Regions from separate parts of the Mus musculus genome. Here all the other regions are linked to region 2. Evidence: chromatin loops called from intact Hi-C (ENCODE). Cell type or tissue: gastrocnemius. All regions are shown on one strand. Region 1 overlaps Mrps28 (mitochondrial ribosomal protein S28). Region 2 has its middle 33 kb from the start of Gm32496. Region 3 overlaps 4930539M17Rik (RIKEN cDNA 4930539M17 gene). Region 4 overlaps Tpd52 (tumor protein D52). Region 5 overlaps Zfp704 (zinc finger protein 704).

Evidence for each region. Peaks named below come from ENCODE experiments on the same cell type or tissue, not always from the same donor. Only the 100,000 strongest peaks of a DNase experiment are listed, where the experiment ranks them.
Region 1: it touches region 2 in a loop (9-fold over the local background); 37 of 42 quality-filtered maps call a loop at or near these places.
Region 3: a loop joins it to region 2, with 10 times the contacts of the local background. A loop is called at or near these places in 30 of 42 quality-filtered maps.
Region 4: a loop joins it to region 2, with 9 times the contacts of the local background. A loop is called at or near these places in 3 of 42 quality-filtered maps.
Region 5: it touches region 2 in a loop (3-fold over the local background); 4 of 42 quality-filtered maps call a loop at or near these places.

The regions. Positions count from the first base shown.
Region 1 is chr3:8,913,709-8,918,708 of GRCm38, forward strand. All of the region lies in intron 1 of Mrps28 (mitochondrial ribosomal protein S28), which reads right to left. Gm52601 (a long non-coding RNA gene) reads right to left here. Exons shown (of 2, transcript XR_003954436.1): 2 at 3,209-5,000. Among named protein-coding and RNA genes, the nearest start is that of Gm52601, 7.4 kb to the right of the region's middle. In gastrocnemius, CTCF peaks have their summits at 252 (motif pointing left) and 2,773 (motif pointing left); DNase peaks (open chromatin) are centred at 225 and 2,735.
Region 2 is chr3:8,592,060-8,597,059 of GRCm38, forward strand. No RefSeq gene overlaps it. Among named protein-coding and RNA genes, the nearest start is that of Gm32496, 33 kb to the right of the region's middle. In gastrocnemius, a CTCF peak has its summit at 2,835 (motif pointing right); DNase peaks (open chromatin) are centred at 2,832, 3,411 and 4,418; H3K4me3 peaks cover 1,012 bases; H3K27ac peaks cover 1,050 bases.
Region 3 is chr3:9,065,048-9,070,047 of GRCm38, forward strand. 4930539M17Rik (RIKEN cDNA 4930539M17 gene) reads left to right here. Exons shown (of 3, transcript NR_040597.1): 2 at 78-284. Among named protein-coding and RNA genes, the nearest start is that of 4930539M17Rik, 5.6 kb to the left of the region's middle. In gastrocnemius, a CTCF peak has its summit at 2,222 (motif pointing left); a DNase peak (open chromatin) is centred at 2,208.
Region 4 is chr3:8,955,918-8,960,917 of GRCm38, forward strand. All of the region lies in intron 1 of Tpd52 (tumor protein D52), which reads right to left. Among named protein-coding and RNA genes, the nearest start is that of Tpd52, 5.7 kb to the right of the region's middle. In gastrocnemius, a CTCF peak has its summit at 1,907 (motif pointing right); DNase peaks (open chromatin) are centred at 317, 1,908 and 3,249; H3K4me3 peaks cover 662 bases; H3K27ac peaks cover 2,434 bases.
Region 5 is chr3:9,464,317-9,469,316 of GRCm38, forward strand. All of the region lies in intron 4 of Zfp704 (zinc finger protein 704), which reads right to left. Among named protein-coding and RNA genes, the nearest start is that of C030034L19Rik, 64 kb to the left of the region's middle. In gastrocnemius, a CTCF peak has its summit at 2,188; a DNase peak (open chromatin) is centred at 2,196.

The DNA.
Region 1 (5,000 bases), 320 kb after region 2:
GCCCACCTCAGCACTGAGGCACACGCATGCCCTGCTCAGATCCTCATGCTTGCACAACCAGAGCACTTAACCAATGCCCCTAAGCCCCTATATTTTAGTGGGAAGGAGGTTATGTAGGAATTCAGGAATAATGACTTCTATTTGTCTATGGAGACATGGTTACAGTCCCTCCTAAATGATGAAGCAATCAACCAAGAGCAGAGAGCAACATTAAGTTACCAATACAGTACCTATGCCTGCCACCTGCTGGAAGGCTGACACAAGGCACCATTCTGTACATTAAAAAAAAAAAAAAAAAAAAAAAAAAAAAGGACATTAGCAGTGTATAGCTGGGAATGACACTTGGAATATGGACTTGCTAGGCAGTATTCTGTGGTAAAAATATACCATGGTAACTCTTTAATCATTAACTAGTTCTTAAAAATAAATATATAGGTTGTCTCCAATGTTAAAAATAAAGCTGGGCTGGAGAGCTACATCTTCCAAAAGCTTTGGGTTCAATTCCAGAATCCACAACCATCTGTAACGGCAGGAGAAGTCAGCTGTATCTGTTTGAGTAGTCAGAGCTCAGGCAGTAGGACATGTCAGCAGAGACTCACTGCCCACACTACCAACAGTCAGGCTCACCATCCTCAAAAAGAAGGCAAAACCCACACTGACTCAGTCCCCAAAGCCTATAAATCAGGTTCTGCTCAAATCTGATTAGTTTCTTTTATTTCCTGTTACTTAACGCTAATTTTTTAAAAAGTGAGAAGGCTATAATCACAGCCTGAAAACAATATGAACAAAAAATGAAATTTTAATGTAACACTTAGAAGGAAAAAAACCCAAAGACATTAAAAGAAGGTAGCAATTATTTCTGAGCAAAACATGGGTGCTAATAAAGACCTACAATCAGAGAAACTAAGTCCAAGCTGAAAGTCGAAATGGAGCTAAATGGGTCAGATCATATGATTACCCTTCAAATATAGCACATGCTAACTAGCTTTCCTTTGTGAAAATGGACTACTTTTAACCAAATTTTAAGTATTGATAAAAGCTTACTCCCGGGGCTGTAGAGATGGCTCAGTGGTTAAGAGTGCTGACTGCTCTTCCTAAGGTCCTGAGTTCAAATCCCAGCAACCACATAGTGGCTCGCAACCATCCGTAATGAGATCTGACGCCCACTTCTGGAGTGTCTGGAGACAGCTACAGTATACTTACAGATAATAAATAAATCTAAAAAACAATAAAGTGCAGGTGGTGGTAGCACATGATTTAAAAAAAAGAAAAGCTTGCTCCCTTGTGAAGTCTATCTACTTCAATTTACTATTTCATTGCCTTTTGACAATTTTCACTGTAGAAATGAATGTTTCAGAAAAAAATTATTATTAACTCTTAGTAACTATTTCAGAATTCTACAATGTAAAGAAAAGGGGATGGCATAAAATCAGAACTATATTTTAACATTCCTTTACAAACTTAATAATTTCTAAGATATCAATGATTTGTCATGTGTTCAATAGGAAACTGGGAAGAAAAAAACTGGAAGGGTAAGAATGAAGCACATAGCTGGGCAGTGGTGGCACATGCCTTTAATCCCAGCATTCCGGAGGCAGAGGCAGGTGGATTTCTGAGTTCGAGGCCAGCCTAATCTACAAAGTGAGTTCCAGGACAGCCAGGGCTACACAGAGAAACCATGTCTCAAAAAACCAGAACTAACTAACTAAATAAATAAATAAATAGAATGAAGCACATGATTTTATTACATTTATATAAAACATATAAAATAAGATCATTTCTTCTTTTATATTGAAACAAATCCTTTGGTATTCATAAAAAACTCAATGACTAATTTAAATCTTTTATCATGGACTGGAGAGATTGCACAGTGGTTAAGAGCGCTTGTAGAGGACCCAGGTTCCATTCCCAGCATCCACACCATATACACACAAACATGCAGGCAAGACACTTGTGTATATTAAACAAACTTCTGTTGTTTTGGTTGGATTGGTTGGTGTTGTTTGGTTGGTTGTTTGGTTTGGTTGGTTGGTGTGGTTTGGTTTGGTTGGTTGGTTGTTTGGTTTGGTTGGTTGGTGTGGTTTGGTTTGGTTGGTTGGTGTGGTTTGGTTTGGTTGGTTGGTGTGGTTTGGTTTGTTTGGTTGGTGTGGTTTGGTTTGGTTGGTTGGTGTGGTTTGGTTTGGTTGGTTGGTGTGGTTTGGTTTGGTTGGTTGGTGTGGTTTGGTTTGGTTGGTTGGTGTGGTTTGGTTTGGTTGGTTGGTGTGGTTTGGTTTGGTTGGTTGGTGTGGTTTGGTTTGGTTGGTTGGTGTGGTTTGGTGTTGTTTGGTTGGTGTGGTTTGGTTTGGTTGGTTGGTGTGGTTTGGTTTGGTTGGTTGGTCTTTTGAAACTGGGTCTCTCTTCAGACTCCTGGCTATGCTGGAACTCTCTATGCAGACCATGCTGGCCTTGAACTCACAAAGAGTGCTGGGATTAAAGGCTTATGCCACCACACATAGCTAAGTAATTTTAAATTAAAAAGAAAAAAGGAAGGCAGGGAAGGATAGAGGGAGAGAGAAATTTTAACAAGAAAGTAAAAATACTTAAAATTTGTATGAAATCCATCTTAGATATTTTGAAAATTTGTAAAACTACCAAGTGTCCTATAGTGTCAGTATTCTCAATACTCTAAAGCAGAGGGTGGTCTACTGTGCAAACCACTCTCTGACCGTGCTGAAGAGGGAGGGACAGGACGCCCTCTAGTGTAAGGAAGCAGCAGTACTAGCCACAGAACACCAAAAAAAAAAAAAAAAAAAACCATTCTTTGCTCAACACTGCCATCTGTGGGCAGTTAACATGGGTTATAAACTTAACCGTCCCCAATGCTATAAAGTCATAGTGTCTAAGTTGACATAAGAGAGATTTAGAATTCAGGAGGGAAAGACTGGGATGTCACTCAGATACAACAATTTATCACTGGCAAGGTCAGGCTGTGATGCCCTACCCCACAAAGGAAAAAGAGACAGAAAAATACATGTACAGAACTATCTTCAGCAGATGTCTACCCGTTCCTCATATAGCAGAATGAGCTCTGTTGACCACAATAATGAATAGTATTTGGCCCTTATGCTCAATAACTGAAAAAATAGCAGCATCAAAGCTGGGAAAAGATGTGGCCACATGAACACACAAGTAACCATAGAACCCACAGGTCCTTTAGATCCAAGTTTGCTTTATATAGTAACACCCACAAAATTAGGACAAAAAAATTATGTGGATCAATTCTGACTTCTTAGCATATATGAAAATCCAACAGGGAAACCCATTATTTTTAAGACTAATGTAATATATGCTAAAAAAAAAAAGTTAGTGTGTATCACTTGAAATTTCATTACTACATATACATATTTTCAAATCCAAAAATAGGCATCTGAGTTGCTATTTTTTGCATAATTACTCAACCATCAAACTAAGTTTTATTACAATTTAAGTCAACATATATTCTTACACACATGTATGGATTCATGCAATAATCCTAACCTTGCTTTTTCCAAGAGTTGTAACTACAAAGACAAAATGGGCTCAGAAATGACTTCATGAAACTACAGAATGGTCAGCGTACTATAAGACAGTGGTGAAGCAAAGCCCAGACCGTTCAAAGGTGTTTCATACAGTTGGTAGGCTCACTAAGGGTAGACGAGTGAGTCCCTCAGTGAATCATGGGAAACCCATCTCAGGGGAAAGAGCTTCATTTAGGAAACAGCAATGTTCATCTTCAGAGGAAATCAAGCATAAACCATCTTACTAATGAACTCTTACCTAAACCCCAATATGCATGCTAGAAGTGTAATTTTTGTGACTACAAGTATATCTTATAGCTTATTTATCAAGTAAAATATACAAACATCAGCAACTTTGACTTAATATCAGGGATGAGGAATATCAATCCCAGTTCCCAATTCCTGAAGGTTGGTTTAGTCACCTGACATCAAGAAACTAGAGTTCAGCAGCAGGCACTTGCACAGGCATGTGTTAGGCCCTGAGTTCCACCCCCAGCAATGCAGACCAGTAAGAGCAAATACACACATGATGAAAACGGGGTGAGGTGGTAAGAAGACGGACGTCACAGCACAGTCCCTGGGAGGTCATCTGGACAGGCACAGTAGACCTGTCAGAGGTGAGCTGTGTGAGGCTTTCTCCCAGTGGACACCCTCTACATTTGCTTTCATAAGCACAAAGTTACAAACGCCCACCGTAGCATTATCAACCTGAGCATTTGCAAGGCAGGCCTTTTCTATTTAAGTAAGTTATAAATATATATATAACCATAATATAAAATATTAGCAGAATTGTTAATACTGTGTATACAGTGAACATATGAGGCAATAAGGAAAGACTCAAAATTACACTTAGGTAAATATAGCAATTTTCAGTAGTAACAACTAAACTACGTTATGTTTACTGGCAAGGGCTACTTTCAAGTGCTTTAAATAATGAATTGTTTAACCCTGCAATAGTCTCATGGCTCAGCTTTCTTTTATAATAAAAGGAAAAGGAGAAAACAGATATGTAGTAGTTTTTCAAAAAATACAGCTAGAAAGATGGCTCAGTAGTTAAGAACACTGGGTTCAATTCCTAGCACCCACAAAGCGGCACACAATCATCTACACTCCAGTCCAGAGAATCATCTGCTCTCCTGAGCATGCAAACGTGCAAACATGCACATGAAAACTTTTTAAAATTTTAAATATACCTAGTAAACAAAACAAAACCAAGAATTTAGGCCAAGACTTTGTGAATCCAAGAAGTATAGTGTTTTGCAGGGATGTAACTGCAAACTGTATCTATCTACAACACAAGCCAACTGTGTTTTTAATGATATATATGTTGTGGTTTATATATATATATATATATGTATAATTATATGTATTATATTATGTATTATATATATATATATAATCCTTGGGAATGATACCTTCCTGTGCTTTTTAAGTCAATGTTACTTTTATACTTTGTAAATAAAC
Region 2 (5,000 bases):
TTTTGTGGTAGGTGACAAACTGCCATAAATTTAACACAGAGACCCAGGCACAATCTCCAGAGAATAAGAGACTAGACTGGTCTTCCTTAAACTGTGATATCTAATTTTTAAGTGTATCTCTGAGTGTGTTGGTTTAAATACGTTTGGGCCCTGTGGATTCATGTGTTTGAATATTTGGCCCGTGGGAAGTGGCACTATTAGAAAGTGTAGCCTTGTTGAAGGACGTGTGTCACTGTGGGAGTGGACTTTTAGGTCTCCTGTGCTCAGGCTCTTCCCAGTGCAGATGATGACAGCCTCCTCCTGGCTGCCTTCCGATCAAGACGTAGAACTCTTGGTTCCTCAAGCACTATGTCTACCTGCATGCTGCCATGTTTCCCACCGTGATGATAATGGACTGAATCTCTAAGCCTATAAGATAGGCCCATTTAAAATTTTCTTTATAAAAGATGCCTTGGCCATGTTGTCTTTTCACAACAATAAACCCCTAAGTAGTGTGTGTGTGTGTGTGTGTGTGTGTGTGTGTGTGTGTGTGTGTGTGAATATGAATGGAAAAGAGTATTACCTGCTCTTGCATAAGATCCAAGTTTGGTTTGGTTTGGATTTTGTTTCAGTTTTCTTTGTATTTCTATGTTTTAATTGATTGGTTGGTTGGTTGGTTGGTTGGTTGGTTGGTTAATTGATTGTTTGATTGATTGATTGATCGATTGACTGATTGATTGATTATTGGGCTTTTGTTTGGTTTTTGAGAGACAGAGAAAGAACATGAAGTTCATAGGTAGTGAGGTGAGGAGGACCTGGGAGGAGCTGGAAGAGTGGAAAAAAATATGATCACAAAGTGTGAAAAGTATTTTTAAAGCCAATAAGTACCAAATAAGAAATCTCAAAGGATTAATAACTTGACTATCAGTCACTAAGCATGTGCATACTGTATTAGGGCAAAAGGAACAATAACCTGGTGATTTTATACCATAACCAATGACAGTAACTTCAAATGAACACATCTTGAAGAAAAAAGGGTTTGCTGAACTGAAGATTAAACCTTAGTCTCACGTGAGGCGCCGTAGCACGTAGTAAGTCTACATGCATAGTCGATTTGTCATTATCGTTGTTGTTGATGGTGATGGTGGTGGTGACAGTAGAGTCTCATTATGTTGCCCAAGCTGACCTTGAGCTCTCTTGTATTCCAAGCAGGCTTTAAACTGAGTTTCCCAAGTGGTACACCCTACACCACCAGGAGTAGGTTGAGTTAATTATTTTCATTCTCTAAGTGATACTAGAAATAATTTAAAAGACAAAGCTTTTAAAATGTATTTGTGCCAAGCATGGCAGTGCATAACTCAACCTTACTACTAGGGGGTGTGAGGGCAGGAGGATCAGGAGTTCTTAGTCAGCCTTGATGATGGAGCAAATTTGGGCTACGTGAGACTTCATCTCAAAAAATCATAAATATAATAATAAACAAAATATAATAGATAACTCAGAGGCTTTTCTTCTCCTGCTTCACAATTAAAGCCTTTCCAAGTATAGGCTAGATCTAAGCCAGTCAGTGGTGGTCTGTAGGGGACACAAACAAGGCTCTGAGGAGAAGTAACTTAAACAGAGCCCAGAATGAGTACGCCCTGGGAAGGGAGTACAGAATCTGTAGAACTTTACTGCAACCTTGTGAGCTCAGTAAGCAACCCTGAGACTGGCAGAAGCCCTCGTGGAAACCATGGGTGCACAGTTTCCCCAGTGCTCACACAGCCTGAGGGGGCTGGCCACCTTTGCCTTCTCTTCTCTGCTCTCCCAAACACTAAACCATAGCCACTCTCCTCCCTTCCATCCCTCTGCCATCAGCCATTCCCAAAAATATCTTTCTTTATCTCATTCTCGTTCTTTGTAACTCTTATTTTCACGTGTGTAGAAATGACTGTGTGCCACACCCTGTGCATAAGTGCATAGAAACCAGCCTTTAGCTTGGTTGGATACTGCGCTGTTCTCTTCTGAAAACAGAACTCTAGGAAGCAAACGTCACCACTTCCTTCTCTAACAGTGGCTGCCACTGACCCACAGATAGTGTTCTCTGCCCTTCAGCACCTCTGGCAGGATGCAGACATCATCCCACGCTTCTCCCTCCAACGCTGCTGACCAGCAGTGGTCATAGCTTTCCATCACCAGGTCCTTCCCAGCTGTACATCTGTGCGTGCAGTTTTCCTGGATTGAGGACCCTCCTCCAGCACGTGTACTGATTCCAATGCCCTCCTTTGGGAACCTGGGAACACCACTCCGTCCCCTGAACGTCTCAGAATGGGCAGCTCTCTTCTCTTCCCATCACCCTTTGCTCATCACTGCCCACGGCTACCACATCGACACTGAAATCACTAACCTATCCCATGAACTTTACTGAGGGGTGTTAAGTGCCAAATGTTTAGATAGTTACTGGAAACACAGAAGGAACTACATGGAAATGAGCTTTGTCTCCGCCCACTTCACTCCCTGCACATCTAATCTATGAGGGTAAATTTACAGTAAACAATGAGACTGAATATGAATGTTTGTATTCAACAAGTGACGAAAGTCAGAACCTGTTAGGAAAATGGAGAAACAGCAACTGACAAACGTTCAGAGAATTTCCTCTGAAGCGACAGCAGAGCGCCGCGCACACAGTAGGAACTCGCTGGGTTTCCTTAACCGTTGGACAGAGCTAAAGATGAGTAGACATGAGGAACGCACGAAGGTGTACAATATCACTGCGGGGAGAGGATAGCACTGGGAAGACTTTACAAAGGAGATAGGGAGACTGGCCCATCTCACTTCCCTTTCAGGACAAAAATGTGAGATCCCTCTGAGCCACCAGGGGGCAGTGTTTAATCACAAGTGATGAGAACTCCCTGGACCAAGGCTGCACTGAATGTTTGCAGACAGTACCTTTAGGAAATAGTATATAACATAATATAATATATATATAATATAAGCAAAGTGTTATTCACTCCCTCCACATCGGTAATAAACACAACCCTCAAAGATGATAAAATGATAGTGGGATTAAAATCTATGAAGGCGGGATGCACTCATATTCAGAGTTCTGCAATTAGCCTTATCTGCCAGACTGAATCCTTACTTCCTGGTCATTTATCATCTCTGTCACTTGGCTATAGGTCCTAGCAGGTATTCATAATAGGTGCAAAGGAATTTTCCGGTTCCTCTTCGGTATTTGTGCTGTTTGAGCACTTCCAAATGCTGCTTCCTTCCTGTTGAATAGCTTTATTTAGCTTCATCTTAGGTTATTCAAACAGATGAGAGGCAATTACCTTTTTTTTTTTTTTTTTTTTTGGCTTGGTAGTGAGGAAAGCAGAGCTGCTTGCTGCTGGCTAGCAGAATGGAAAGAGTCCTCGCTGCTTGCTGCTAGAAGGAGGGAGCAAGCCCTGGCACAGTGCCATTTCTTTGCAAAACTCAGTGACCAGGTGCTTTCCAGAGTGTGTCATTCAAGACACCTAAGGATGTGATTCCTGTCAGAACTAGAGGCCCTGATTGGAGCAAAGAGGGCGTCCCACAGCTTCAGATAATCTTGCAGGAGGAACCAGACACTGTTTCAGGAAGTAAAATGCCATAAAAGTTGGAAGGAAATGACCCAGGCTTTGCTTCCTGGTTATTCAATCAACAGCTATTCACTAAACATCGTGCGTAAAATGTGCAGGAACAGCGATGGAAACACACTTCCTTGTCCTGAGAAACTAGAATTGGATTCTTTTTACAAATATGAGCAGTAGTATAAGAGAGACTAACAGTAAGAGTTCGCTGAATCACCAGGTCACCAAGTGCCCAGTGGAGATGAGATATGAGAGTGTAGATGACAGGGATGAGGTGCAGAGCTTGGCACCACACACCTGCAAGCCCAGACGCAGGGCACTGAGGCAGGAGCTTGGTTTCCTGACCAGCCTGGGACACAGGGTAAGACTGTCTCTTCTTTAAAAAAAATTTAAAAAGTATTAATTTCCTCAGCTACTAGTAATGGGCCACTTATGTTAAAAGACAGAGATATGAATAAGCCATAAGGCCTGGCAGACCATTGAATAAATCATTTATTTGTAATGCTGTGTGTGTGAGAGAGCGAGTGTGTGTTTTACTACATTGAAGATGACTAGATAATTAAAGATAGAAGATGGGCAATTAGAGTTCTCTAGAGGAACAGAACCCAGAGCCTTGCTGATGAAGGGGATTTCCTAGACCATCTTGCAAAGACTACCCACAATGGCTGTTTGAGCCTGAGAACCTCTAGTTGCTCAGACCTCGGAGCTGAATGACATCTTTAATCTGGTGCTAACACCCAAACAGTTCTTAGAAAATCACTGGTCTTCAGCTGGGTTCCGATGGCAGCCAAGGGTGGTGGCTGCTGCATCAAGGGAGATCCCAGGGAGGCACAAGACAGCCAAGAGAACAAGAGGGCACTGCTCCCCACAGACCTGTCTGTACCTGGGAGTCTGCCAGAAGATGGTGCCCACTGCCCTTATTGAATTCTCCCGGAAAGTAACCTTGCATGCCCATCCAAAGGAGTCTCTTAGCTGAATCCAGAACCTGCTAAGCTGACAAACAAGATTAACCAAAATTCATTCCTAGATCATACATACATACATACACACACACACACACACACACACACACGCGCGCGCGCGCGCGCGCGCGTAAGGAAGATAGACATACATGTAAGGAAGATAGACAGTCTCTAATGTGAGTGTAGTAATGATAGAAATGATAATGGAGGCGCTAACATAAGTGTCCTGATCTGATAGGGAGATGCTCAATGAAAGATGCTAGACATGAGCTGGCAGTGCCTCAGGGGATAAAGTCAGTCACTGGCAAACCTGAGTTTGATCTTCAGAACATACATGGTGAAGCAAAGAGAGAACTCACTTCACAAAATTGTCCTCTGATTTTTACACACTCACAAACGTAATAAAATTAATAATAATAGCAACAAAAATATTTTTCAAAAGAAAAGTAGAAAAGGTGCTATGTGAGAG
Region 3 (5,000 bases), 470 kb after region 2:
GAAAGCTGGATGCTGTTAACAGACTCTTTTCTTTCCCCATTAAGCCATCTACTTAAAGCCCCTCTCCTCCTCCGCAGTCTGCTCTTCACCCTGAGGCCAGAGGAGACAGCCCAGCCCCTCGTGATGCCCACCGCATGGTGCTTCTTGTCATTTGGAAAAATCAAGGCTCCACATGACAGCCCTTCTCTGCTCTGCTAACGCTGCGACCCGGTTTCTTCTGGCAGCTCTGAGAATTGAACCCAGGGCTTCACTCATGGTAGGCAAGCAGCCTACCTAACACTAAGGTACACCCTCAACCCGTGTTTTACTTTAGACTTAAATGTATTTGTTTGTTGTTTGGTGTGTGGTGTGGGTGCACTGTGAGCACGAAAGCATAGAGGGGATGTCTGGTGTCCGGTCTCCTCACTCGCCGGGGCGTTCCCTTAACGCAGGGTCTCTCCCTGAATCTCCACCCTCTACCATGATGGAGTTCTAACACAAGCACAATAGGCTTTGTTTTGTTTGCTTTCTTCTTCTTTTTCCTTTTCGCTTTCTCTTTATTTTTCTCCTCCTCCTCCTTTTCCTCCTCCTCTTCTTCTTTTTCTTTTTCCTCTTCTCCCCTCCCCTCCCCCATCGACTTCCTCGGGCTGGCCATCACCTCCTGTCTCCAGGTCTCCACAGCCACATTGATCCTCTGGCTTCAGGGATGCTGGTAGCACCAGCTGGAACGGAGTGCAGAGACACACGTTTCTCAGCTTAGCTTTGGCGTTAGCAGGGAAGGAAAAGAATTCACTGTCAGACTTTAGATGCACATGTACATCTCTGGTGCTGAGGTTCAAAGTGAGAGAGGCTTACCAGGGAAGAGCATCCTTATACTTGAAGTAAGAGATGCAGTTAGTATGCATGGCAGATATGTTAGCCTAAAATGTGACATAATCAGTAAAATACATAACATAAATAATGCAATACTTTGTATGTCTAAGATAGCGTGCTACATCTGGCAGGCAGCTGGCATTTACAAACAGGGACTCAGAGGCTCAGCAGGTTGCCACTTCAGGAAACAATTCCCAAGACCTGGGCACTGCTCCCTTAAAGGGCACAGCACCAAAAATATCACTGCAAAAGGCAATTAGAAAATGAAAGCTCAGCCGGGCATGGTGGCGAATGCCTTTAATCCCAGCACTTGGGAGGCAGGCGAATTTCTGAGTTCGAAGCCAGCCTGGTCTACAGAGTGAGTTCCAGGACAGCCAGAGCTACACAGAGAAACCCTGTCTCGAAACAAACAAACAAATAAACAAACACAAAACAAAAAAGAAAGAAAGAAAAGAAAAAAAAGAAAATGAAAGCTCTTTCTCTGTATTGCTTTCAGAAATGTTCTGGAAAGCTCTGGAAGGGATTCTGTGGTGAACTGTGGTGTCATTTATGGGCCAGCTTCATCTGTAATACTAGGCCATCACATGCAAATGGCATCTCTGAATTCCCGGGCTGTGCTATCCTGGGAGGGGAAGGGGGGCTGCTGCTAAAGGCTGCCGCTAAAGGAGAGTATGATTTGAGTCTCAAGCAGGCTGCTACCAGTCAGCACCATACAGCGCCAAGTTGGCCAGTGTCAGAGACAACCATTGCTGTTATTGTTGTTTAGGTAAACATACAAAATACCGGGGTTCACCATGATATCTTCACTCATAGATACCATGGTCTGTTCTTATTTTCCCCTCTCTCCACCATTGGTTCCGTTCTTCCCTCAGCCAGCCGAAGCCTCGCTTTCTCTTTACATATATCCGTTATCCTTTCTTCATCTCTCAGTTGCTTGCCTTTATGGGCTCAGCCTCTCCTCTCTGCTTCCCCTCTCTAGTTTAATGGCTTGCAAACAAACATAGATGGCACATACATATATGTACACACACATAATTTTAAATTTCTGTTCTGTGTTTCAGAAAACGCACATTCTTTCTGAGTCTGGCTTGCTCTTGCTTAACATAAGGATTTCTGCTTACATCGATTTTTCTGTATCATGATTTCATTTTTCTTTACAGCTGCATTTTAAAAATGTGGTTATTAACTATGTCCTAACCTTTGTAGAGTCTAACCAATCCTGCCCCAGGTAATTGTTTGTAATATCAAGCCTCCTGCCTGTAGCCCTCCACTTCTTCCAATATTTAATGCGTAGGAACTCCTTTTTCAATGTCTGCCTTCCAGGCGCTCCCTGGAAACTGGTGGCGCCGCATCGCCCCCTGCCGGCAAAGTCTCAGAAACCTCCTTCTAGGTTGCCTGGCTCTTTACCGCGCGCGAGAAAGAGGCCACGTTTGACAGGTCTCTTCTGTGCTCTGTCGCTGGCCCTGAGATTCAGAGTCAGGAAAAATGGAGTCTTAAGCTAGATGTCTTGGTTGAGGCAGTAATCCCATCACTAAGGAGGTTTAGGCAGGAGGATCCTAAGTTCAAAGCAAACCTGGGCTGCATAGTCAGGCCCTACCACAAACAAAACCACTATCCACTGCCATTGGTCTTTGGAGATGTTTGTTTCCTTCTGGGTCTCGTCCCCTTTCTTTCCATCAGGGTTTCACTGTGAGAGAGAATGTCAGTAACATTGATACGGAGGGTTAGAGGAGGCTTCAAATGGGTAACAAAGATGAGAGAAAAGATGAGAGACAAATCCAGGATATTGTCACTTGCTGTAAGGAAGAGAGCAGGCATACAGGGAAAAGATAAACCGGGAGGCAAGTCAGTACAGCGGAAGGTGCTTGCAGGGCATATAAGTGAATGATTGGCTCTGGAGCTGGAAACTAAGCACAGAGCCCACGCATGCAAGCACTGGCATTCCCGCTGGGCCACACTTCCAGCCCTGGGTTTATTTCTGAAAAAAAAATTTCTTTATTTCTAATTTGAGAGGGGGAGGGGAGGGGGAGGGGGAGGGAGAGGGAGAGGGAGAGAGAGAGAGAACACGTTATTCTTCCGAAATCTCACCATTTTCCTTTGAGATAGATCTTTCATTGGCTGAAGCACACCAGTTTAGCTAGGCTCGAAGGATCGTCCTGTGTCCACCTCCCCAGCACTGGGTTCATAATCTCACTATGCCCGCCATTTTTCTACGTCGGGTTCTGGGGTTTGAACTCTGCTCTTTGAGCTTGTGAGGCAGCCGAGCTGTCCTTTAAGTCTCAATATGCAATTTTTGCTTTTGTGATTTGTCCCCTCGAAACTGCCCGATGTCTGTTTTGTTTCCTTGTTTGATTTTTGCTATTTTGAGTTAGCATCTCAAATTGTCAGACTGGCCTTGGACTTACTGTGTAACTGACAATGGTCTTGAAGCTCCTGCCTCTAATTCCAAGCACAGTGTCACTGCTGTGAGCCACCACACCTGGCTCTGCCCTTTTCTTAACTACAATTGTTTGTTTGATAGGTTTTTATTTTCCGTGTTCCTGTGCCTACTTGACATTTCCTATTTCCTTCTTTAAAAGTATCCTTTTCTTCTCTTCTCTTCTCTTCTCTTCTCTTCTCTTCTCTTCTCTTCTCTTCTTTCTCTCTCTCCCTCCCTCTCTCTCTCTCTCTCTCTCTCTCTCACTCTCTCTCTCTCTCACTCTCTCTCTCTCTCTCACTCTCTCTCTCTCTCTCTCTCTTTCTTTCTTTCTTTCTTTCTTTCTTTCTTTCTTTCTTTCTTTTTCTTTGTTTTTGAGACAGGGTTTCTATGTATAGCCCTGGCTGTCCTGGAACTCACTTTGTAGACCTCGAACTCAGAAATCTGCCTGCCTCTGCCTCCCAAGTGCTGGGATTAAAGGTGTGCGCCACCACGGCCGGCTAAAGTGTCCTTTTCTAAGCTGGGTAAGGTGGTAATTCCTGTAATCACTTGGGATTTGGAGAAAGGAGGGTTGGGAGTTCAAATACAGCCTCAGCTACAAAGCAAGCTTGAAGTCAGTCTAAACTATATGAAAGCCTATCAAAATTAAAAAAAAACTTTGAGATTTTCCTATTGTATTTAAATATTTTCACTCCTCCTTCATCTAGTTTTACTACATGTATTTTCATTTGCATTCTTTGTCTTCATTTTGTAATTCAGTATCTAATCCTTTCTCATCTCTGAATTTTCACACAAATGCTAGCTACCCAGGAATAGGTAAGAGACGGTAAGTAAGTCAGTCAGTCAGTCAGTCAATCAATCAATCAATCAATCCCTGGCTCCCTGGCTGCACTGGCTCTGTCCTGTAAGCCCCTGTGCTCTTTACCAGCACCTGCAAGGACTGTTTGTTTCTAATTCTCCACCCATTTCCCACAAAAGTTCACAATCAAAATGATTTTACTGGGGCCGGTGAGATGGCTCAGATTTTCACTGCCTTTCTCTCCACATTCCCAGTCTTACAGCCTCACAATCAAAGTCAAGCTGCCCCCCTGGCTCTTTACTACATATAAAGACTGTGCAAGGGCTGGCAGGATGGCTCAGTGGGTAAAGACACTTGGGATCCAGCCTGATGACCTGAGTTTAATCCCCAGGACCCATACAATGAAAGGGTTAAATCAGCTTCTTTAAGTTGATCTGACCTCCACATGTGCACCATATCTCACACACACACACCACACACACACACACACACACACGCACACGCACACGCACACGCACACACACACATGCACACACATGCACGCACGCACGCACACACACACTAAACAAATTAGTAGATATCAAAAACAATTAAAATCACTGACTCTCCCTCGGCTCTCTAAGGTCACACCTGCTCTGTCTTCATCCAGTTTGTGTCTCCCGTAAGTGTCCCCATGCGTCCATGCTGGGGACAGCTATCGCCTGAGCTGAAATTAACACCCTTTCAGGGAAATATAGTTTTTTAGAGCACAGTGAAATGCAAAAGGAAGGACCAGAGTTTTAAAATATGTCTTTTCTATAGAAATTCAGATGGTGCTGTCTGGGCAGGTGGGAGCTACGGGCATGCGTGAGAAGAGAATTATGCAGAACCACCACTTGTGCATGGCTCGCAATCTGCAGCTTTCCACCACTTGTGCATGGCTCGCAACATGCA
Region 4 (5,000 bases), 360 kb after region 2:
TACGCGTGTACAAGAATACACGAAGCAACAAGAGCCACGTGTAGCGTGCACATTCCAGAAGCACTTGACATGGGCTTTCTTGTGTACTAACTTTTAAAGGCAATTAATAATTATCATAATCACTAGCATGACAGTACCAAAATAGTGGCCCACGCACAAGATGTGAAAGAGTTACTAATGGAGCAAGAGTAATACAAACAAGTCTATTCACAGTGCGCCAACAAGCAGAATTATTCACGGTTTCCCGAAGCGGAGCCGATACTGCAGAGACAATCGAGGGAAGCTCCGTGAGGAGGCTTCTGTCCACTAGAGAAAGCCAAAGCGCACAGCCCTGTGGCAGGGGACTCGAGGCTAGAGCTGTGGGGTACCACTCAAGGAGAGCTGCACACAGCCTGTGGAGCCAGCCCAAGAGAGGGACGCGTGCTGCAGTCAGAAGGCTGGAAGGAAGAGCCGGCCGATACCTTCTAAATCAGACAGCATTGTGGGTTTTAGAGTTTGCTTCTCCTCTGGGCTTTGGCCTTGCTCTGGTCCAGTGTTTCTTCACCACACTCTGCTCCCTCACCCCCCAACCCCACCCCCGGAATGTAATATATATTCAGTCCCCTATGCTCAAAGTATGTCATCTGCATTTTGATTTTAATTTGAGTTGGACTTTTAAACCGTTGAGACTGTGAAAGACTATGGGAACTTTTGAAGTTGGACTGAAAGCACTTTCCATATGCTATGGCTACCCGCCTGTGGGGGGCGGGAGAGGGAGGTGGCTGCTGGAGCGGGAATGGCCCCCATAGGCTCATATGTTTGAATGTTTGGCCCCATGTCTGTGGAATTATTTGGGAAAGATCAGTTAGTATGGCCTAGCTGGAGGGGGTGTGTCACTGGGGGCGAGCTTTCAGGCTTCAAAAGCCCCTTCCAAGGCCAGTATCTGTGCTGGCTGCTGCTGGCTGCTGCTGGCTGCCTACAGATGAGGATGTTAAAGCTCTCAGTTACTGCTGTAGCATCAGGTCTGACTGCTTCTGTGCTTGAACCTGTAAGCAACCCCAATTAAACGCTTCCTTTTAAGAGTTGCCTTAGTCATAGTGTCTCTTCACAGCAATAGGACAGTATCTAAGATGTCCTAGAGTCCCCACGAGGATTGCGCAAGTACTATCTGCACAGCAGAAATCTGATCCCTACTTTTAAATCCTTCAGCACTTCCTTGTTTTAGAAACTCAGTCCAGCCCGTAGGTCAGCATCCAGCCATGGGGGCAGCTCCTGCCTTTTGCCCAGCCTGTGTGTGTTCCCGGGCTCATCCTCCATCTCAGACTGCCTCGCAAACGCAGCGAGGGCCTGCAGACGCAAACCACCAAGCATGAGCACCACCACCGCAGACGCAACGCAGAGCTGAAGTCATGTGGCTTGATCCTAACAAGTGGCTCCAGATTAGGTTCATGATGACAACAGGACTCAAATCAAAGAGGAGCTACAGAACTCAAGTGCTAAACTCTGCCTTCTGTAGCAAAAGCTCTTCCATGCTTTTAAATAAACAGAACTGTGCACGCCTAAACAGGCAAGGGGATCAATGCAGTATCCAACTGCTAACGCACAAGGATCTTCAACTCCAAAAACAATCTAAGAGGGGGGCTGACAAAGGGTGGAAATACTTAATCCGAAAACATTGTAATGTTTCAGGATTTTGCGTTCTGGATTTTTAAATCAGGCTTTTTCAATCAGTAAAGTCCACACACAAATATTCCCTAATCAGAAAAATGAAAAAAATGAAAAACCTGAAATACTTGTGGCCCAAAATTTCAGACAAGGAATATTGAAATAGTTCATTAAACCATCAAGAAAGATAATGCCATACTTGGCTTCGGGACAACTGAGATGACCTGATCTAGCAAAGTCAGCCAGCTTTTCTCACTTTAACCTGCAGGGGGCAGCAAATCACTGACATTAGACTTGAAAGGAGCAGGTTGTTAATTTAAGATCCTCAGCTGGGGCAGAAAAATGTAGGCACAGAAGAACCAAATAGAAGATGCTCAAATCACAAGTGAACTATGCAGCCATCTCTTATCTCAGAGAAACTGCTAACCACAGCTGGTCGGCCAGGAGCTAGGAGGTCCAAACACAGTCATTTACACTGCAGTTCAGTAACTGTATGGGGATTTCTATCACCACTTAGACATAAGGAAAGTGGCTTGCAGAGGCTGTGCGGCCACCAGAGTCACACACCAGCGCAGGAGGCCCTCCAAGTCATTGATCTAAAAGCAACCCTGAAAAGCAGAAAGCAATACCTGGACCTCTGCAATCTGGTAACCATGGCAACGCTACAAACCCTGGAGATGAGGTCAGGAGCAGTCTTCAAGCCGACTCTTCCGTGGTCCTGAACATACATGTCTTCTATAAACTCACTAATGGACTTAGTATGGAAGGACAATCTAGTTTGGGGGAGAAAATATATTGCTTTTTCATGCAAATCACAAAAGGTAAGAAATGAGACTACTACAAACAAGCCAACAAACATTTGTTCTTTGATTTTAATATTCTTTCCTAAAATCCAATGGAAGCTATTTTAAATGACAATGTGACTATTCAGGTTTTTCCACACCAGCCACCTTGAGGGGAAATTGGCAAGAGAGTCTCTGCTTGATCAAATGTTAGTCAGGCCCCTGAACCTTCTCTCAGGCCACCTTCGTACTTCTTGGTAAAGCCCAGTCTGAGCAAACAAACATACTAAGGCAGTTAAGCAGAGCCCCCTCCTTACTATCTGAGCCCTCCAGACCTTCAGGTCCCCATGTGATAGTCCATCTTCCTGCCTAAAGCATGCTGCACTGGAATCATTTGTATTCATTATGAACATATTCCATAGAAGCAAACAAGCAAAATTAAATCAACATCTAATGAGAACAGTGATTTCTAGTAGAAAACTAAGGTCCTCCAAGGTTGCATAGTTTAAAACTTGAAAGTCTTTTTGATTCTACACACTTGTGTGCTCCATTCAGTTTGTCTTAGAGAAATACCAACATGCACGCAGGGTAGAGCGCCAGGCCTAATGCTTGGTCCATGGAAGCTTTCTGTGTCTCTGGCTGGGAGTCGGCATCAGCAGGATTGAATGCAGGTGACTAACACTGGGCATCACTACCCCACCCCTCCTGGGCTTACTGCTAAGTTTAGCTACTTCCTTACTTATCTACTCAGCAGCAGTATTGAAGCTTCCGTCTTCAGTACTAACCAGGGGGCCCCTGCTGTGCTTAGCATGGAGCCATGGCCAGGGTACAGGGCTCATCTACAGAGTCCCTCCAGCAGCAGGGTAGTCAATAGCACGGGCTGGGGAGAACACGAAAGCTACACACTGCCCAACAGCCAGCTGGAGGCGTGGATGGCAGCGGAACCACCTCAGGATGGAGGGTGGCGGTGGCTGACCACATGGCACCACTGCAGTTTTCTGTGCCTCGTCTTGAGGTACAGCTACAAGGCTAGGTCATCACTGAACAGCAGTAGCACACCACCTTCAGACAGTTTGAAATCTGGAAACTGGACTTCAGTAGCATAGACAATCCCAGGTAATTTTACAGAGGCCCCATTTAAACAAGGTTCAACAGAGACACTGTGTGGGAGAATACACAGTGTTCCTAAATGGGAGTGTGGCACTGTGGGACCAGAAGCAGTGGCTGTGGAGAGCTGTCAAAGGCTGCCGTGCCCCCGTGATCAGCTCACTGAAAAGAAGAAAACCTTGGGGCAAAATGAACTCGGAACCTGTTCGAGGTGGCCAGGAACAACGGAAGCTAAGGAAATGACCCATTTCATTTGGCAGAAGATCCAGGATAGAGCAGAACTGAGTGACATTGGGGTCACTGAGGAAGAAAGGAGACAAAGCAGGAAGGGACATGGTAACAAGAGAAGATGAGGGGTGTGGATTCGTAGCATCCGTCAGTACCTCACTCAGGGAGAAGACAGACAGACAGACAGACAGACAGACACAGACACAGACACAGACACACACACACACACACACACACACACACTGGCAAAACACATTCACTGTTCCAAACAGCTCACTGCCCTCTTCCTAGAAACCTGCCTCATTAAATCTTTAATCTTCCAAGGGGGGTGAGCCATCTTTAAGTCTCCAGTTACTTCAGAGCATCTCCTCTTCCTCCCTCCAAACACCACAGACAAAACTGATACCTGAGACCATCTATTGAAGACACACAGGCTGTCAGGCCAGGGAGACACTTACGGTGTCTGGAGAGACGTCTCCTCTACCATTAAATTCCCTCTCCACGGATAGAGCTCTCTACAAGCCTACTCTAGTTTTCATTTGTAAATGACAGATAAGTTGTTCTTTAAGATCTTGCAATCTGGGCTGGTGAGATGGCTCAGTGGGTAAGAGCACCCGACTGTTCTTCCGAAGGTCCAGAGTTCAAATCCCAGCAACCACATGGTGGCTCACAACCATCCGTAACAAGATCTGACTCCCTCTTCTGGTGTGTCTGAAGACAGCTACAGTGTATTTACATATAATAAATAAATAAATTTAAAAAAAAAAAAAAAAAAAGATCTTGCAATCTGACTCGTGAGATAGCTCAGTGGGTAAGAGCACTGACTGCTCTTCTGAAGGTCATGAGTTCAAATCCCAGCAACCACAAGGTGGCTCACAACCACACGTAATGAGATCTGACGCCCTCTTCTGATGTGTCTGAAGACAACTACAGTGTACTTGTATAATAATAAATAGATAAATGGGCTGGAGCAAGCAGGGACTGAGCTAGTGGAGTTGACCAGAGCAAGCAGTGCTGACAAAATTCAATTCCCAACAACCACATGAAGGCTCACAATCATCTGTACAGCTACAGTGTACTCACATACATAAAATAAATAAATAAATATTAAAAAATAAAATAAAATATTAAAAAAAAGATCTCACAATCATAAAAAACCCTGTAAGAGTCAGCAAGCACTGAATTCCCTGAAAGGGAAAGGTTGACTCACAAGAAATCAAAGAGTAATGCAGAGTAAGA
Region 5 (5,000 bases), 870 kb after region 2:
CTCTGTGCATTGGTAGCTTTTCTCTTTTTTGGTAGTGTGGTATTCTACTATGAATACACCAGTCTCCTTTTTCACATGCCCGCTGGCAGACATCTGCGTTGCTTCCGGTTGGGGTGATAATAAATAAAGCGGCAATGAACCTTTGTCTAGGAGTCTTTTTGTGGACACGCATTTTCTTTTCTCTTAGGTAAATACAGATGCAACAGTAGAGTTCCTGGGTCGTATGCTTAGCACATATTTAACTTGTAGGAAATTGCCAAACTAGTTTTCAAAGTAGTTATACCACATTTTGCATTTCTACTGGCAATGCGAGTGAGCATTCATTCCTGTTGCCAGAACTTAGGACCTTGTACGAACCCTGCATCCTTCCACTTCCCCTCAGCCAGTCCCACCATGGCCGGCACTGCAGTGATAGGAATTTACTATAGAGGTAAACGTGTGGCCTGAGGGTTCCTGAGTTAATAAGAATCCCTAGTCAATTATTTTCTTAATCCATGGATTCTAGAAGTGCATTTTGTCCTGTTGACTCCTAGGTGAGATTGGATGGTTAGGACGACTGTAGATGCTGTCTGAGTTCCTCGGTGCTCCAGCACCCTCAACCTAGGGACCACATGGCTGGCCCACCCTGGACTCTGGGAGCCCAGGGCTCTGATCTGTGCTCTTCCTCTCCTGGTTAACTGCTTGCTGCTCTTCCTGATGATGTGTCATTCCAGAGAAACACACACGGATGAAAAGATGGAAGAGCCATGAATGCTGCTAATGCTTGCTGTGCTGTGCTGTGCCTTGGATGCTGGGCAGGTGGGGGGCTAGGGAACCCTAGGTATGGAAACAAGAGAACACTTGCCTCCATCCTGATACGTATTGATCCGTCAGTGCCGAGTGGCTCAGGGTGGTGAGCCTCTCCATCACCCAGTGTACCTTTGGGGTTGGTGTGCTCACGCACTATCCTCATTGGGACCGCTTCTGCACAGCACTCCCTTGGGAGACCTTCCTGCTCCTGAGAAGCAGATTCGGAATGAACGCTGTAGAGTTCACGATGCAGGTGGGCACCACTGTTGCAGGATATGTAACCACACTGTGGACCCCGAGATTGTGTTATTTATTGGAAAAACTTATTTCCAGTTGTGGTGTAGCTCAGCCCTAACACACACTTTTAATCCAGGAACTTTTTGCTTGAATACTGTAAACAAGATTTAAGTAAAATCAACCATAGGTCAAGAGGCATTTGACAGGGAGCGAATATGTGATTATTAACAAAAAGACATAGTAAGAGGGAGTCAGGAGGACCTGATAGGCAGATGCACAGGAAGTAGAAGGGAGGGACATTCGGTTTTGGGAGGTCCACTAAGGAGGAAGGTCAGTTGGTGCTTTCTCTGCCTGTCTGAGCTAGCAGGCTTTAACTCCAGCATCTGCAGCATCTGGCTCCCAAGTTTTCATTGGTAAAATTGAACAATTGGGATTTTGTTTAAAACAACACATCATACTTATGAGTTTTGTAGATCTGTGTGTTTTGGGGGATAAGTATAAGCCCAAAGATAAAAAATGCAGAGTGCAGCAAATGCTTAACTCGTGGTTGAAGACCACACAGCTACCGAAACTCCTGTGTTAGCTTACAGCTTCCTGTTTTGATTCAAGCTCCCCTCCAACCAACCCCCAGTAAAACTGTCCATGGTCACCACACCTACGAACCAAGGGAAAGTGATGAAAACCAGGTTTATAAGCGCCTCTGGGGTACTGTTGCTGGTCCAGTAGACAGACTCCTGAGTCAGGTTTCCTGTGTATTCCCAATTTCTGCCAGAGCTACCCAAACTCACAACATTGCAGCGAGTTTTCTCACATTAACCCCAAAAGTGCACTGGGTGACTGAGGGGTTCACAGTCACCGTGAGCCATTCAGCACTGATCTATCAATACAGGATCAGGCCCATGGCATCTTGTCTCTATGCCTAGGGTTCCTAAGCTCCCAACCCACTCAGCATCCAAGGGCGAAAGCACACACAGCACAGCACACACAGCACAGCAGTGACACACCCCAACTTCAGAATACACAGAACATCACACCTAGATATGACAGAACCAGGAATCTGACTTTCCAGAAGGTCTTGTGGAATTGGTAGTTAACTTTTACCCTTCTACAGAATTGGTTTTCTCTGGAGAGTACCATAGTGCCCATACTTTGGGTCATTGCATCACCTCGTGGTCATGACAGGAACTGCATCTTCTCAGAGTCCCAGTCACATTCCATAGTAGTTCGGAAACAATCTATTTGAAACCAGAGGAAACTCCTTTCATGGGTATTTTGTTCCCTATTCTAAGGAGGAATGAAGTATCCACCTATTGGTCTTCCCTCTTCTTGATTTTCTTGTGTTTTGCAAATTGTATCTTGGGTGTTCTATGTTTCTGGGCTAATATCCACTTATCAGTGAGTGCATATCTAATGACTTCCTTTGTGATTGGGTTACCTCACTAAAGTTTGGAGCTAAGACAAAAGGATGGACTATCCAGAGACTACCCCATCCGGGGATCTATCCCATAATCAGCCACCAAACCCCACACACTATTGCATATGCCAGAAAGATTTTGAGGAAGGGACCCTGATATAGCTGTCTCGTATGCCAGTACCTGGCAAATATAGAAGTGGATGCTCACAGTCATCTATAATATGGAACACAGGGCCCCCAATGGAGAAGCTAGAGAAAGCACCCAAGGAGCTGAAGGGGTCTGCAACCCTATAGGTGGAACAACAATATGAACTAACCAGTAACCCCCGGAGCTCTTGACTCTAGCTGCATATGTATCAGAAAATGGCCTAGTCGGCCATCACTGGAAAGAGAGGCCCCTTGGTCTTGCAAACTTTATATGCCCCAGTACAGGGGAACGACAGGGCCAAGAAGTGGGAGTGGGTGGGTAGGGGAGCAGGGCAGGGGTAGGGGTAGGGAACTTTCGGAATAGCATTTGAAATGTATATAAAGAAAATATCTAATAAAGAAAAAGAAAGAAAGAAACCAGAGGAAAAAAGTCTGCTAGATTCTGCCCTCCCAAAGCTGGCCAAGTGACGTGCAGAGCCAGGACAGCTTGGTGCCTCTCTCACATTTCACCGCTGTGGCTGAGGAAGGAGTAGTGTCCCTCTTGTGCCTCAGCTCCCACCGGCCCATAGACTAGGCTGCCATTCTCCTCTGTGGATTCTTTTACTCATCTTGCTCACAAGCAGCCTCTATTATTTATGCTCAGCTCACTGTTTTTCTGTCACAATATAAACAACCTTGGGCAAGCCGTACAAATTTAATCACTTGCTTCTGCAAAGTGGGAATCAGGCTCTACCGAAAACTGTGGGTCCAATGAAATGAAAAGCTGCATGTATACACATCTGATAAACTGTGACAAAACGTGTAAATGCAGTGCTCATCAGATAATACGTGTCTGTGCATAGCACTTCACACTTTGAACTTCCTTATTCGAGTGTTAGCAGGTCAGACAGAGCGGAGGGTGTCCGCAATCATGACCCATACCTACGTGCAGTGAACACTTCTCTCGCTGTGTTTACAGTCTAGGGAATGGATGTCTGTTAAAAGAGTGCATGCTCTCGTACGTGGAATCACATTTAATAACTTCACAACTGTCCCTCAAGGTGTGAGGGTGCATTACCAGGTTTACAAAAAGGTGCCATCTCGAGGGTCAAGCTGGCTTTCTTAGGGTCCCAGAGCAGTGGCTGAGGGGATGGACTGGGGATCATTTGACATGGTCTAGGTGCTTCCAAACGTTCTGAGTGACAGGCCACAGTACAGGACCCACTCACGTGTCAGCACACTGTTGAGATAAAAACCCCAACAGAGGGCAGTGCTGACCCCACACCTTCAGCGGATCCTCACTCCCGCTCACCTCTCATTACAGTGACTCACAGCCTCCCAGTCAATCTGGAAGTAGAAGGTTCTCAAACAACCTCCACTAGATAACAACCTCCCCTGCAAATGACTGTTGATTTCAAATGGACAGTAAGGATCTAAAAGAACAGGTAAGAAATTAGGAAGCTCCATCAACAAAAACAGACTGTCTGCCCAGACAAATTAGTTATTTCTTAGGTTTATATCTTTTCCCTTGGTAGTCAGTTCTCATCCCTCACGATTGCCGACCTAATGCACGAAGGTCACTAAAGTGCATCCTCCGACGCAGACATGCCACGGAACATTCCTGTTTCTCTTCTCCTGGGTGGTGTGGCTACCCTGGTTGTCAGTGTGTACAGCTGGAGTTCCCACTTCTTATGGCAAATTCTGAGATTTCTTTGATGTCCGAGAGGTACATTTCTTGAAGCTCCCTGGGTGAATGTGCAAATGCTGCTGTATATTTTTATACTCTTTGGTGGGAGCCATTCAGCCCAGATAGGAAGGGTCTGAGAGACTGAGACAGAAGTTGGCATTGCAAGTCCTACAATGAGTTCTGTAGAGACCGTTTGAGATACGGTTTGAAATGTACAGTAACTGTAATGGCAGAGCTTGCATCCTGCAACATCTGAAGACAGCGTTTGAAGCTACTCCAGCCCCTTCACACACCAACCTGTGCCCACCCAGCTCTCAGTGAATGAATGGACCAGCTCTTGTGCCCTGCTTCCAGGCTGTTCAGTGTTTTGCCTATGGTGCTCAATAAATATTAGTTCACTAAGTAAACAGCAGGGTGAAGAGCAGCTGTCCTATTTTCTTTTTAAACTACTCAAAGTAAGTTTAGATACAAATGGCCAAGGCCGCACAACATGGCGCCATCAGTTCCTTTATCACTGTGGGGAAGGCTGAGTCTAGAAGATAATACCTAGTTCTAACCAACCTGTTTGTGTCCACACTTAGCATTTTGTAAATGAAGCCTATGGTCTTCAAATAAGTGGTGTGTGTGTGCGCGCTAGGTGTCAGTTCTGTGTATCGGGCTTGTGAGGTCTCGGGGAGTCTCTCATCTCCATCATAGAGCACTGAGGCTCTGGAAGCACAGTACTGTGTCCATCTTCTAAGGATTCTG